2 separate regions of the Homo sapiens genome follow, and region 1 is linked to region 2. Evidence: chromatin contacts called from ENCODE Hi-C or POLR2A ChIA-PET data. All regions are on one chromosome and are shown on one strand. Each heading gives the region's core, a stretch centred on a gene start or an enhancer-like site at or near the end of the contact. The rest is flanking DNA. Distances are from core to core; before and after follow the strand shown.

What was found. A loop is a pair of places that touch in the nucleus more often than their neighbours do. ChIA-PET counts read pairs that join two places held with the same protein, here RNA polymerase II (POLR2A). Pooled maps may share reads with other maps.
Region 1: a pooled map shows a loop between it and region 2 (4-fold over the local background). The contact joins two enhancer-like sites. A Hi-C loop is called at or near these places in 1 of 168 maps with a recorded cell type or tissue (naive thymus-derived CD4-positive, alpha-beta T cell) and 6 of 50 pooled maps. POLR2A ChIA-PET finds 5 or more read pairs at or near these places in 3 of 52 experiments (CD4-positive, alpha-beta memory T cell, activated CD4-positive, alpha-beta memory T cell and activated naive CD8-positive, alpha-beta T cell).

The regions. Positions count from the first base shown.
Region 1 is chr2:12,946,788-12,953,275 of GRCh38, reverse strand. No RefSeq gene overlaps it. Among named protein-coding and RNA genes, the nearest start is that of MIR3125, 210 kb to the right of the region's middle. Within about 2 kb of position 1,780, at least 2 of the 41 ENCODE cell types and tissues checked have a DNase peak (open chromatin) inside an H3K27ac peak, as active enhancers do.
Region 2 is chr2:12,856,110-12,862,688 of GRCh38, reverse strand. No RefSeq gene overlaps it. Among named protein-coding and RNA genes, the nearest start is that of MIR3125, 120 kb to the right of the region's middle. RefSeq lists a cis regulatory region at 5,521-5,684. Within about 2 kb of position 5,253, at least 6 of the 41 ENCODE cell types and tissues checked have a DNase peak (open chromatin) inside an H3K27ac peak, as active enhancers do.

The DNA.
Region 1 (6,488 bases), core at 531-3,030, 94 kb before region 2:
AAATCTGTGCAATACAGGCTATTTAGGAGTAGGTAATGGGACCAAAGGATCAGAGTTTCTTGGCTTCAGTCAAGCAGACTAGAGTTCAGGACCAGACTCTAATCCCAGTGTGGATTTACACCAAGCATACCTACAGTTTGTTAGATTGTGAGGTGAAAGGTTCTTACTCAGAAGTTAGGCAGGTATTTTGAGCTCACCATGGTGCTAAGACACAGAATCATGGCATACATAGCCCCAGACCCCACCCAGTGGAGGCATGGGGCTTCAGCCTTTTGGGGTTGGCTCAGCAATGAGCAGAGGCTAGGCAGAGGCTTCTAAGTCCTCAGCTGATGTGGGGGATCTCTCTCTCTGCTCCAAGTTCACATTTCCTCTTATGCAAAAGTCTCTTAGAGCCTTTATTTCTTTCCATATTGAATGAATCATTATATTTATACCTTTGCTCTTTTAGTAATCTGTGCTTTTTTTATGGTGGGGGAGATGAGGAGGCTCTTTTTTATTATATGTCATCTTCCAGCTTGTGTCTCAGCTTTCAACTCATAGCTGAATCCCTGTTGTGACTAAAGACAGAATGAGTGAAAGCAGGAGACACACCTTTCAGCCTCTCCTCAGATTCTTAAGGGAAATCTTTTTTTCCTTCTTTGTATCATTATTACAGCTCCTGCAGCTCAGTAGTACCTGCCACATAGTAGGAGCTCAGAACTTGTGAACAGAGTGAATACATAAAAGAACAAATGTATTGGGTGGGCTGGGGAGACCTTGGTCAAAGGACACCAAATTACAGTCAAGTAGGAGGACTAAGTTCAAGAGATCTGTTGTACAGCATGGTAACTAGAGCTTATGACTACATATTGTATTCTTGAAAATGCTGAGAGAGCGAATGTTAATCAGTCTCACCACAAAGGTGATGGCCATGTGAGGTAATGCATGTGTTAATTAGCTAGGTTTAACCATTCCACAATATATGTATTCCATAGAAAATCATGTTGTTTGTGATAAATGCATATAATATTATATATCAACTTAAAAAAACAGAGGAAAAAAACCTTTTTAAAATACTAAAAGAAATTTTCAACGTATATTTTCTCTGAGACACCCGTAAAGAACACTGGGGTGGATACAGTCCACAAATTCTATTTTGTAGCTTCTGGTTTTGCCCAATTTTTCTTTCAAGCATACATCAAACAGACCAGGCTGAACAATGTGATGGTCCAGGCGTCAGACAAGCCCAGATTCCAGCCATGTGGTCGTCCCTTTGCTTCCAGCCACAGCTAGCATTCTGTCTCTATTTGAGAATTTATGGCTTTAATATTTGAATCTCTCAGGGAGGAACCATAAAGAAAAACATAACGTATAAAAATATGTATTTCCTGGTTCTATAGTTTAAATATATGCTTTTAATTGTAAGAAAGTCATTCAGTAAAGAATTTCTAAGTGCCTTTCTATTAATGCAGATATTGTGGAAAGGTTAGATTACTTCCTCCAGTGGCCCGGACATTCAAAGTCTCTTATCCTTTCATGGAACTCCAGTAGAGATAGAGATAGAGAAGATAGAGATAGAAATAGAGATAGAGATAGAGTTAGAGATAGAGAGATATAGAGATAAAGATGTGTGTGTGTGTGTGTGCGTGTGTGTGTGTGTGTGTGTGTGTGTGCTGCCCTGTGACTTGAAAGTACTTGTCAAAAATCCGTAAATATATAGCACGGTTTCACAGCGTGGGAAATAAGTCACTTCCTTTTGTCTGTGCAGAAAGGAATTTAAAGTTCTTGAGAATTTCAACTATTTGGAAAGCCTGAGGCAAAGTTCCTTTTCAGTAAAATCGGAACAAATGTGCAAAAAGATCTATGTACTTGGTTCAAGAAATATCCTCATCTAACATTCTAAAAGAAGGAGTAAAAGGAAAGTGAAGAGTTCATGCAGAAAGCAAGGGCAGCACTCATGGATGTTTACGCAGTTTTTGCCCAATATCAAAGGGCTAGATGCTATTTAAATGACAAATTATACTTATGTGCCTGCTGATTCAGGGTTCCTAAGTAGTGAGGTCTCAGGTATGCAAGGCTCTCAGAGACATGAGTCGGGGGATCCTTGATAAGTATTGATTTACCCTCACTACTGCCACCCAGAAGCATGGCTCTACAGTAGCAGCTTAGCCTACCACAGTGCACAGAGGTTGTAGGCATTGTAAGAACTGTCTTGTCTGTGTTACCTCAGTAGATTTTCATAAGGGAAGGGGAAAGAAAAGTGAACCGAACTGACAAATTTTGAGCACCTTTTGTGTACTAAGCTCTAAGTTATGCACCTAACTTATTTTAATTAATACAACAATCCTTGATGTAGTTTTTATCAGCTTCACTTTACACCTAAGAAAACTGATTTTTAAGAGAAACGAAGTCTCATTTACAATTGCTACAATTGGTACTTGACAAAGATGAGGTTTCATTCAATGTCTGTCTCTAAAGCTAGTGCTCATTCTATTCATCACTCATCCATTTACTGGAAAAATCAGACCATGTTCAGTGCCATCTGAGAATTCAGAGATAAAAGAGGCAAAACGTCTACCTTTGAGTATCCATTCACATTATACCAAGACAACAGATACTTGGACAGTGCCATATCTAGCTGCTTGTCATCATCTCAGCATGATCCTCAAATATTAATCCAAAGTTCTCACCATTGAGAAAAAATACACAGAAGTCAAGTAAAGCAAACCTAATTTCTAAAGCTGAGGATATCCCGTTGGGAAGAGACTACAGCCTTGTTAGTCTAGAATTCCTCACACTATTCGCAGTTGCTTTCATTCTGTTTCCCCATTAAACGTGTGGTCTTATGATGATGCTCAATGTCCAGTTCTTTATAGGATCAATGAATGCAAGTGCAAATGAATGGCAACCTTCAAAATTGCCTATGTAGGCAATTCAGCCATAACCAATTTGAAGGTGGAGGTAAGTGTAAAATGTGCTGCTTTAGAAAGGCTGGTTTGGTGGGGGTACAGAGTCTGCAAAGGATAGGGAGTGCCTGGAAGCTGGAAGACTGGGTAATCTTCAGAACTGTACAGAGAGTAAAGATTGAGAAGTAAGAAGGAATGTGGAGGGTTGAATTTTTTTTAAATAGCAAAATATGGGCATTTCAAAACAAAATTGAGATCCAGCTTCAGATGGCACCTCCACTAGGAGGTGCCTTGGAAGAAAAGGAAAATGGAACGAATAAATATATACTATCACTCACTTGCAGTTGGCTCTTCAATATTTTATCTCATTTGATAGTTTTCAGAACACTTAAGAAAGTATACATCTATATGTATATATACACACACACTAATACTAATACTATATTTAGAGTAATATATATATTATAGTAGACAAAACTATATAGAGGATAAGAAGATACAATTTCATCTTCCCATGGTAAATTTGGGAGCTGAGATTTGAACCAAAGTTTGACAATTTCACAATTAATGCTTTATCCCCAATTCATATAACCTTTCTAATCAAGATGAAAGAGAAAAAGGAAGAGCTGAATTCTGAAATTGGAAAAAATATATATATACATATATCTCTTTGGAAATGTGCTTGCAGACTCAAGAGTGACACAGAGGTACAGCTGACAATATAATTAAACGCAGCTCTAGACAAGCTAACCATACTCTGAAGCAGTAAGCATGATATATTTATCTTCCATTTCCTCTCTGTGGCTAGAGATTCAAAGGATAAAGTCATTTAAAAATCTTTCAGATGTTTGCCTTTTCTGGTGAAATGAGAGTGTGCTGGGTCTGGAAGGAGGATATTTTAATTAGCAGGACTTATTATTTATATTTGATGAAAATAATGATATAGGAATCAATTCAGTCCCTTGTCTGTATGCAAGGATCTTACAGTAGTTCAGAGGTCTGTATCTGAGCAGCAAATGAACCAGAGCCCTTTCTGCCACAAACAGAAAAAGCTGAGAGTAAATTGACTTTTCATTTTGAGACAAAGCTGCATGTTCCCTGTGAGGGCTCATCATATTTCCTGCTGGTAGTAGCTAAATTTTTCATGCAGGGGGAAAGAGTAAGTTTGAGATTAGTGAGGTGTAAAGGAAAGTGCTCGACCATTGAGCAGACACCAGACAGTTTCAGGGGGAGTTTTGACTGGTTTGGTGGTTTTTGCTAGTGTGGATAGAGGGCAAGCGGAACAGTCATGTCTTCTCCTCACTTGAACTATGAGATTGAGGGAGAAGTGCTTTTTGTGACTGAGGTGTCTCCCAGGCATACTGAAGGCCCACCTGTCCCCTAGCATCCTTGGCTGTGATCTGTAAGAGTAAGGCCCAAACTTCACACTCAAGGCTGTGGTCACTCTATTTACATTCAGCGTGTAGCTATGGAGCTATCACTCTAATTATTCTTCACTTGTAACTCGTGCACCCAGGCAGGGCAAATATCCATCATCTGAAATTTTACAGATCACAGCTGCCTTGTTTGCATCTGCACCATGTAAGACAAATAATGCAGTCACATCCGGCCTCAAGGTAGCCAGAGACCCACAGGATGGAGTCATTATTTGGGGGTGTTCCAACTGCTGCTAATGCAGCCCAGATGACACCAGACATGAAGTGATAAACAATAATGCCCCTCGAACTACTCTTGAGCTGCTCCTGCTCAGTTGATATTTAACGATGCAACACAGGAAGTATTCTGGGGTCCGCATGTTCAGATGCTAAACACACAGTCTAAGGTGATGCTTCTCTCCAAAAGGAATATTTTAAATGTCCCTCCTCCTGCTCCAGATCACACAAAATCTGATATTGCAGAGAAAATGCCAGAGATAGAGCTATGCTTCAACACAGACTCAGCAAGCAGGATGCAGAGCAAGGCTTATGCAAACATCCGCCAATACTCCCAGGGCTTAGGGACAGTGCTGACAGCAAATGCTGCAGCAAAACTAAGACCCAGGCAAATCCTTGAAGTCAACACCTATGCCCCGTTGCAGACCAGACCACATGCAGCTAGAGCACGGGAAACATCACTACCAGACAGAAAGAGAACAAGTGTCTTTGGGCCATAGAGTTTGGGGTTCTTACAAACATGAGTGAAAAGAGGATGGGCCTGAGATCCTACCATACTCTTCATTTCTGGTTTAAGTATGAGTGCTTAACTGTGTCTAATCATATTCACATGATTTGAAAATTTTCATAATTCTAGTTAAAAAATCTAAAAAGTGTGGAGAGCAAAATAAAAATGTCAATAGAAATTTTTCAGAGACTGTTATTTACAGATGCTGGAGGCTTACCTCAGCTTTAGAGCTCAGCAGCATCTTGTTCCTAGAATGCTAAGAGGATACGCAACCTGCAACTGTTACTCTGCAAATGTCCCAGACTGAGTACCCCTGTCCTCCCCAGACATTAAAAAAGAGACAAATGAGCCGGGTGCAGTGGCGGTGGCTCACGCCTGTAATCCCGGCACTTTGGGAGGCTGAGGCAGGCGGATCATGAGGTCAGGAGATCGAGACCTCGAGCCAGGAGATCATCCTGGCTAACAGGGTGAAACCCTGCCTCTACGAAAAATACAAAAAACTAGCCGGGCGTGGTGACACACGTCGGTAGTCTCAACTATTGTGGAGGCTGAGGCACGGGAATCACTTGATTTGGGAGGCGGAGTTTGCAGTGGATGGAGATCACACCTTTGCACTCCAGCCTGGGGGACAGAGCGAAACTCCATCTCAAAAAACAAAAAACAAAAAAAAAAAGAGAGAGAGACAAATGTAGGGCTATACTCTAGAAGCTGCTATTGCTGATAGTTTTCATGTAATCTGTGAATTAGCGGCATTCAAACAGAGAATATAAAAATTAACTCGAAGTTTGAGTCAGATTTCCTAGTTTTCTTCCTGGTGTGAGCTTTTGGCTTATGTTTCAAATGGAAATAACACCAGACCTGCACGGTGGGTCTAGGATTACTGAACATGAACATGAACCTGTATGAAACCTTGTAGGATATAGATCCTTTGCGCACAGTTGATACTCAAATATATTCTTCCTATCCCCTGTAATAATCAACACTGGCATACCTCATTAAATATGTCAATGGATTTGATAAACAGTATCATATTTGCTCACTACAACAATTATGAGACAGGTAGCAGAGCCATTTACAGTCTCCATGTGAGAATTAGGACATTAAGACTTGTTTACCAAATGCAGTTGGCCGGAGTGAATTAAGCTTACATCAAGGAGTTGGGTCCTACACCATGGTTGATTGTGCTCTGTGGGGCTTGTACAGCATCGGGAGGGTGAATATCTCAGGTTAGCATGATTTGAGCTCAATCATTGTCCTCAGGCTTGGCTTCATTTTCACATTTTAAGAACGAGCTACTCTATTCTTCCCCAGTAGAGTATCAACCCTTGGAACTCCCTATCATAGCACTCTGGGGTATACTTCAAAGCACTGAGCACTGTTTATCCTCAACTTTTGTCATTAATTTTCATATTTATTTACTCTCTGTTTTCTTTCCTGACAATG
Region 2 (6,579 bases), core at 4,004-6,503:
AGAAATACCTTGATTTATGGTATTGTAGAGGTTGAATATCTCAATTATTATATACAGAAGTTGAAAAAGGCTAGCAGAAGATGAATCATGAGACCTAAATTTTGTAGAGTGTGTATTACACAAAACTGGGCAAAAGAGTTATCCACATCAAACAGACTGCTTGAGAAAAAGAGCCAGAGCCTAGAGAACATCTTACATTGTTTTGTAACTGATTCGACACATGTGTTTGTAATGTTTGATGGTGGGTGAATTACCGCCTCCTAACAGGTCTTTCTGCTTCCACTCCTATTCTTGTTACAGTCTACATTAGTTATCTGTTGCTGTATAACAAATTACTTAACAATGTACAGACTTAAAACAAGCACTTAATATCTCATAAATTCCATAGATCAAGAATCTGGGCCTGGGCCGGGCGTGGAGGCTCACACCTGTAATCCCATCACTTTGGGAGGCCAAGGCAGGTGGATCAGGAGGTCAGGAGATCGAGACTATCCTGGCTAACATAGTGAAACCTCGTCTCTACTAAAAATACAAAAAAAAAAAAAAAAAAAAAATTAGCCGGGCGTGGTGGCAGGTGCCTGTAGTCCCAGCTACTTGGGATGCTGAAGCAGGAGAATGGCGTGAACCCGGGAGGCAGAGCTTGCAGTGAGCTGAGATTGCGCCACTGCACTCCAGCCTGGGTGACAGAGCGAGACCCTGTCTCAAAAAAAAAGAAAAAAGGAACCGGGCCTGCCTTAATTAAGCACTTATGACACAGGGTCTCTCAAAAGACTGCAATCAAGATATTCCCTAGGGCTGCAGCCATCCCACATCTTGAATAGGGAAGGATGCACTTTCAACTCTCTCAACAGCTGTGGGCAGGCTCAGTTTCTCTCTGAAAGTAAGTGGCTGGAGACATCACTTCCTTGCCCGGTGGACCTCTCCTTAGAGCTAGCCACAGTGTGACAACTTGCTTCTCCCTGCCCTTAGAGTTTTCGGTGGAAGGGAGAAAGATTGATATTGAAAGAGAAAGAGAAAGCAACACAGAACTCACAATCTTTTTTACTAAATGACATCCATTACTTTCACTATATTCAATTTACAACAAGTAAGGCACTAGATCCTGTCCTTATTCAACAGGATGGGATTACACAAGGGCATAAAAGCCAGGAGATATGAATCATTGGGAACCATCTTAGAGGCTGCCTGCAGAAGACTGCTCTCTGCCTCTCAGTGATTCATGTCACTCCCAAATGCAAAATATTGCCTCTCAAGGTGCCCTAAACTCTTACTCCATTGCAGCACTAGCTCAGAGTCTAGAATCTCATCATTTGGGTCAGGTTCATTTATGTCTGAGACCCCTTCAGGTATTGTTCAGTAAGTACTTCTCTTCAAGTACAGTTCTTCTCAGTCTATAAGGTTATCTGTCCTCACACAGCCAACAGATAATGATGAAATGAACAAGGGATAGCCACCATAAACCCTCTTTTCACAAAGGGGAAAAACAGGAAATACAGAGAAGGAATTAGGATATCTAATCGGGCAAATGGTCATAGTTTGTTAATTAAGTCTCAATCTCTGGGAATGATTATCTATGGCTTTCATCTCTATTCTCTGGACTCTTACCTCCCTGTTCCCAGCCGCCCTTCCTTTTTTGTCAAAGTTAGCACATATTTGAAACAGAGTAGTTTTATCAGCCTGCTTCCTGCCAGAAAACTAATGGGGAATCCAAGAAACACTTTTTGATTTTATACTGGCAATATCCTTTCAGTTCAAGCTGACAGTATTTATATTGTTTTATCAAAAACAATTGGCATCCTGCAAATATCATTGATATTTTCTTCATTAGACAAAAGCCACACCCACAAATCTTATTAAGATCCATATTTTTTTTCCTATCTTGGGCTGTTGGTGAGATGGCTGGGGCGCAATGCCCTTAGGCTTCCTAGAGACCCTGTAGTTCAGTTTGAGGTAGGAGGTGGTACTCAACTCTGGAGGCACGGCTCAGATACTGGACCAGATTGAGGACTAGCTAAAACAGGGAAGAGGCAAAAGCAGCTCTCTGTAAGACATGCCCACCAGTGCCATGTCAGTTTACCATTGCCATGGCAACACCTGGAAGTTACTGCTCCTTTCCATGGCAATGACCCAATGACCCAGAAGTTACCACCCTTTTACTAGAAATTTCTGCATACTCTGCCCCTTAATTTGCATATACTTAAAAGTGGGTATAAATATGATTGCAGAACTGCCTCTGAGCTGCTACTCTAGGCATACTACCTATGCAGTAGCCCTGCTCTGCTAGGATTAGTACCTCCACTGCTGCTGTGCACAGCTGCTTCTATAAAAGTTGCCATCTAACACCACCAACTCACCCATGAATTCTTTCCTGGGCAAAGCCAAGAACCCTCTCAGGCTAAGCCCCAATTTTGCAGCCCGCCTGCCCTGTGTCAAGTTGACAGGCTCTGTGATGTGCAACCTTGATCTCTTCAAATGGATTTTTATGTGATGGATACTTTGAGGTGCCACACTTGATCTTTCAGACATCCTAATGATAAGCCTGACAGTCCCACTTTCAGCCTTACCTGTAGATTACATTTTCCTGGCAGTGCTATGGTTCTGAACTTTGCTTGGAAGCCATGTATTAATTTTGGCATCTTTTGGTGTCTGAAAAAGCTAAATAATTTTTAAACCATCCAGTCCTGGCTCCTTTAAGTTTAATAGTTGTTTCCTCAATTTATCTCTCTCCTCTTACCTTTTACTTTAAATAGCAAAATAAAAACAGGCAATACCTTAAACGCTTTGTTTGGAAAGCTTATTAGCTAAATGAAAAAGTTCATTACAAACATCTGCTTTCCACATAACTTCAGGTGACAGTGTTACTAAGCTTTCTGCCACTACATAACAAAGAAACAAGGATTGCCTTTCCTCTAGTTTTTAATAACATGTTCCTCTTTTCCTTTTGAACCCTCACTGGAAACATCTTCAAAGTCTATATTTGCACTAACAATCTGTTAGTGCAAGCAATTTAGGATTTCTGTAACATGTTCTTCAAAATCCTTTCAGTCTCTACCTTCTGCCTGTTTCTGAAGCCAACTTCACATATTTAGATATCTTTAAAGTGCATCCCACTCCTGATACCAATATCTGTTATTAGTTATCTACCTCTGTGTAAAACATTACCTCCAAACTTAGCTGCTTAAACAATACCTAATTTCTATCTCACATATTTCTATGGGGTAGTAACTAGACATGGCTTGGTGGAGCAGCTCTGACTCAGGGTCTCTCACAAGGTTAGAAACTGAAGTGTCACTGTAATGTAGTTATCTTCAGGCTCAATTAAGGGAGGATCTGCTTTTGATATGGGCCAAATTGTGTCCCCAAAAGGCATATGTTAAAGCCCTAACCTATAATACTTCAGAATGTTACTGTATTTAGAGATAGGGCATTTAAAGAGGTAATTAAGGTCAAATGAGGCCACAGGGTGGGGTCCTAATTCACTATGACTGGTGCCTTTATAAGAAGAGGGAAAGACAGGAGAGGCTCACATGCACTGAGGAAAGGCCATGTGAGAACATAGTAAGAAGCAGATGTCTGTAAGCCAAGGAGAGAGGCCCCAGGAGAAACCAACCCTGGCAACACCTTGACCTTGGATTTCTAGTCTCCAGAGAAAATAAATTTCTGTTGTTTAAGCTATTCAGTGTGTGGTATTTTGTTATGGCAGCCCCAGCCAACTAATAAAACTTCCAGGCTCACTCACATGGCTGTGGGCAGTGATTGTAGACTGCTGTTAGGAAGGGACATTTTTTTCTTTGTTAGGTAAGCCTTTCCATAGGGCAGCTCACAACATGAAACCTGCCATATGTGCATGTATGACAGAGCAAAGGAAGAGAAGGACCAGGAGAGGAAAAGAGAGAATAAGAGAAAGAGAGAGATGAAAGCCAAAGTCTTTTCACAACCTAATATCAGAAGAGATATCTCATTTATTTGCTGTTTTCAGTTAATTAGAAGTGAGTCAGTAGGTCCAGTCAACTCTCAAGGAGAGAGGATTACACCATGGTGTGAATATATGAGGGTGAGGATATCGTTCAGTTTATTGTCCACAGAAAGGCCAAAGTAAACTCTTTAAAAATGGCAATCATGTTCCTCCCAGATTGAAAAGTGGATCATAACTTTCTATGGTCCTCCAATAAAACCAACACTTCCTTTTTCTGTGGTTTTAAGACATGTCATGATTAGACTTCTTGCTCACCTCTTTAGCTTACTAACTGCCCTCCACCATATCACCTTGTTTTACATTTTTATTCTTCAAACATATTTAATTCTTCCACAACTCTGGAAATTTGTCTTTGCTTCTCCTTCTGCTTGGAGAGATCATCCTCAGATGTCCCCAGAAATTACCTCCTTTCTATTAGTCAGGTCTCAATATCACTTCCTGAGAGTGACCTTTGCCAGATATCCTCAGGTTGTTACACTGCCCCTGGCCACTTCTTATCACATTACCTAATTTCATTTTCTTCACTTGCCTATTTACTTGTTTATTGTTAGGTACTTCCACTGGAATATATGCCCATTCTTGTTCAGTTTAGTGACCTGATCCCTGGAGCAGTGCCAGACACATGCTACATATACATCAAACATGCTTGAACAGTTTATGGATGGTCTGAGTCAAGGAAGAAGGCCCTGATGCTAGGCTGGGGAGGCAGGATGACGTTTTATAAGGCCATTTTTGAACCTGGGTATAATATGTTGAAAAAAAGATCTAAAGGCACCAGGAAGCAGGTGGAAGAGTGATTAGTGGGGCAAAACCTGGAGAGAGCCCGAATGCAGAGTTGGGATTGCAGGCAACAGGGGCAATGGCAGTGGGAAGGATGGGCCTTGGCATTTTTTTTAAACCATATTTTATGGAAATATTTCTATATGTTTGTGCCTGAGTATCCCTGGCAGGAATGCAAATAAATATCTACTTTCCATTTTGAATATGACAGGGTTCATGCAATTCTATTTCTAGCCAATTCTGGCTTCTTCAAAAGAGAATGGCTATGCAGACATTGTCATAAACATGGAAGGGACTTTGTCACAAAGAGTAGGCACCTTTATCCCTTTGTTTTAAAACATATGTCCCCATAATTCTCATGCATTTGATACATATTCTGTTTGCATATTTTGAATTCCCAGAAAAATTTGTTATGTCTCTTCACTATGTACTGAGTCATAAATAGTGTACTTCTATAAACACATCAGCAAGATAGAAAAAAAAGTATGAATCGTGCTCCCAATGCCTTGGCCCTGCCACTCAGTCCTCTTAGTTTCCTATGTCTCCTTAAGAGAGGCAACAGAGAAATAAAGGGAGAAAGAGAAGCGAGAGAGAAAGAGAGAGAAATTGAGAGAGAGAAAGAGGCAGGGGAAAGAAAGAGGTTGGTGTTAATTTTGATTCTCTCTCTGGAGTGGTTGTTACCCTGTAGACAAGAATTTTATCCTGGCATGGCATTTAAAACAGGAAGTTTAAGCTACATAGCTGTGGTTTTTTGGCCTAGAATTGGGCCAACCTTTCCTTCCTTTTAGTGACTCAGATCATATACTTTTTAGAGCTAGAAAGAAACCCACTTCAGCCTCAGTTACCTGATCTGAATAAGGAAGTGGTTGAACCAGATAAGGTTTAAGAAACCCAGATCATAAAAGCCTGTGATTCTAAGCATCTGCAAGCACACGTGCACACACACACACACACACACACACAATCAGCAAGGTTCTGCTTGGAAAGCCTTGTGCATGGTACACACTCAATAAACATTTGTTTATTTGATGTTGTTTGATCTTATCTAATACAGCATCATCTGCTTTCCATTTCCAAAAAGGATGTGGATTGTTCAGCTCCTTATCCTTGCTAATTAATTCAATTCCTTCTTTTCATGGACAAAATGCTATGCGTGCACAGAGGAGGGAGGTACGAGTTTAGTAGGGACAGCTAAAAAGGAAGCTCCACAGAAGAGGTGATATTTCAGTCCTGAGGCATAAGTAGAAGTTTGACAAACAAAAAGAGATGAGGAAAGGCATCTGAGGACAAGAGAACAATCTAGTACAAAAACTTGAGGTATATGGGTCTGGTATATTAGGGAATCCTGAAATGTGGGGTGACTGAAGAGATGTTCAGGAAATTAGACCATACAGACAATGGACATGTTTTGTATTTGCCCATCTGCTGTCTGTTCCCCTCTCTGCTAACATCCCTTCATCTCTCTGGGAACTTCTTCCATCCCTCTCAGGCTTGTGTGTTGGGTTAGCCTGACCCCTACCCCCGGTCTCTACAGAAAGATGTGTGTCCCAAGTCCGGCCAGCCACAGCACTGAATCCCTCCACTCTCCAGGTTTATAAATTACTCAAGTAGGACCAATCCTACTCAATGGAATCAGGATTCCCTACTAAAGCAAATGGGAAGGAAGAACTGTTGCTCTGTGGACATCGCTAAAAGGGTAGCCTGAGGCTGTAGGTGGCTATTTTGCCAATACCTGCAGTAACCCCACCTGAGAATACAGCCATCATCACATAAGCAAAGCAGAACCAAGAGAGATTCTTGGTGAAATGCTTTCATCACCTGCT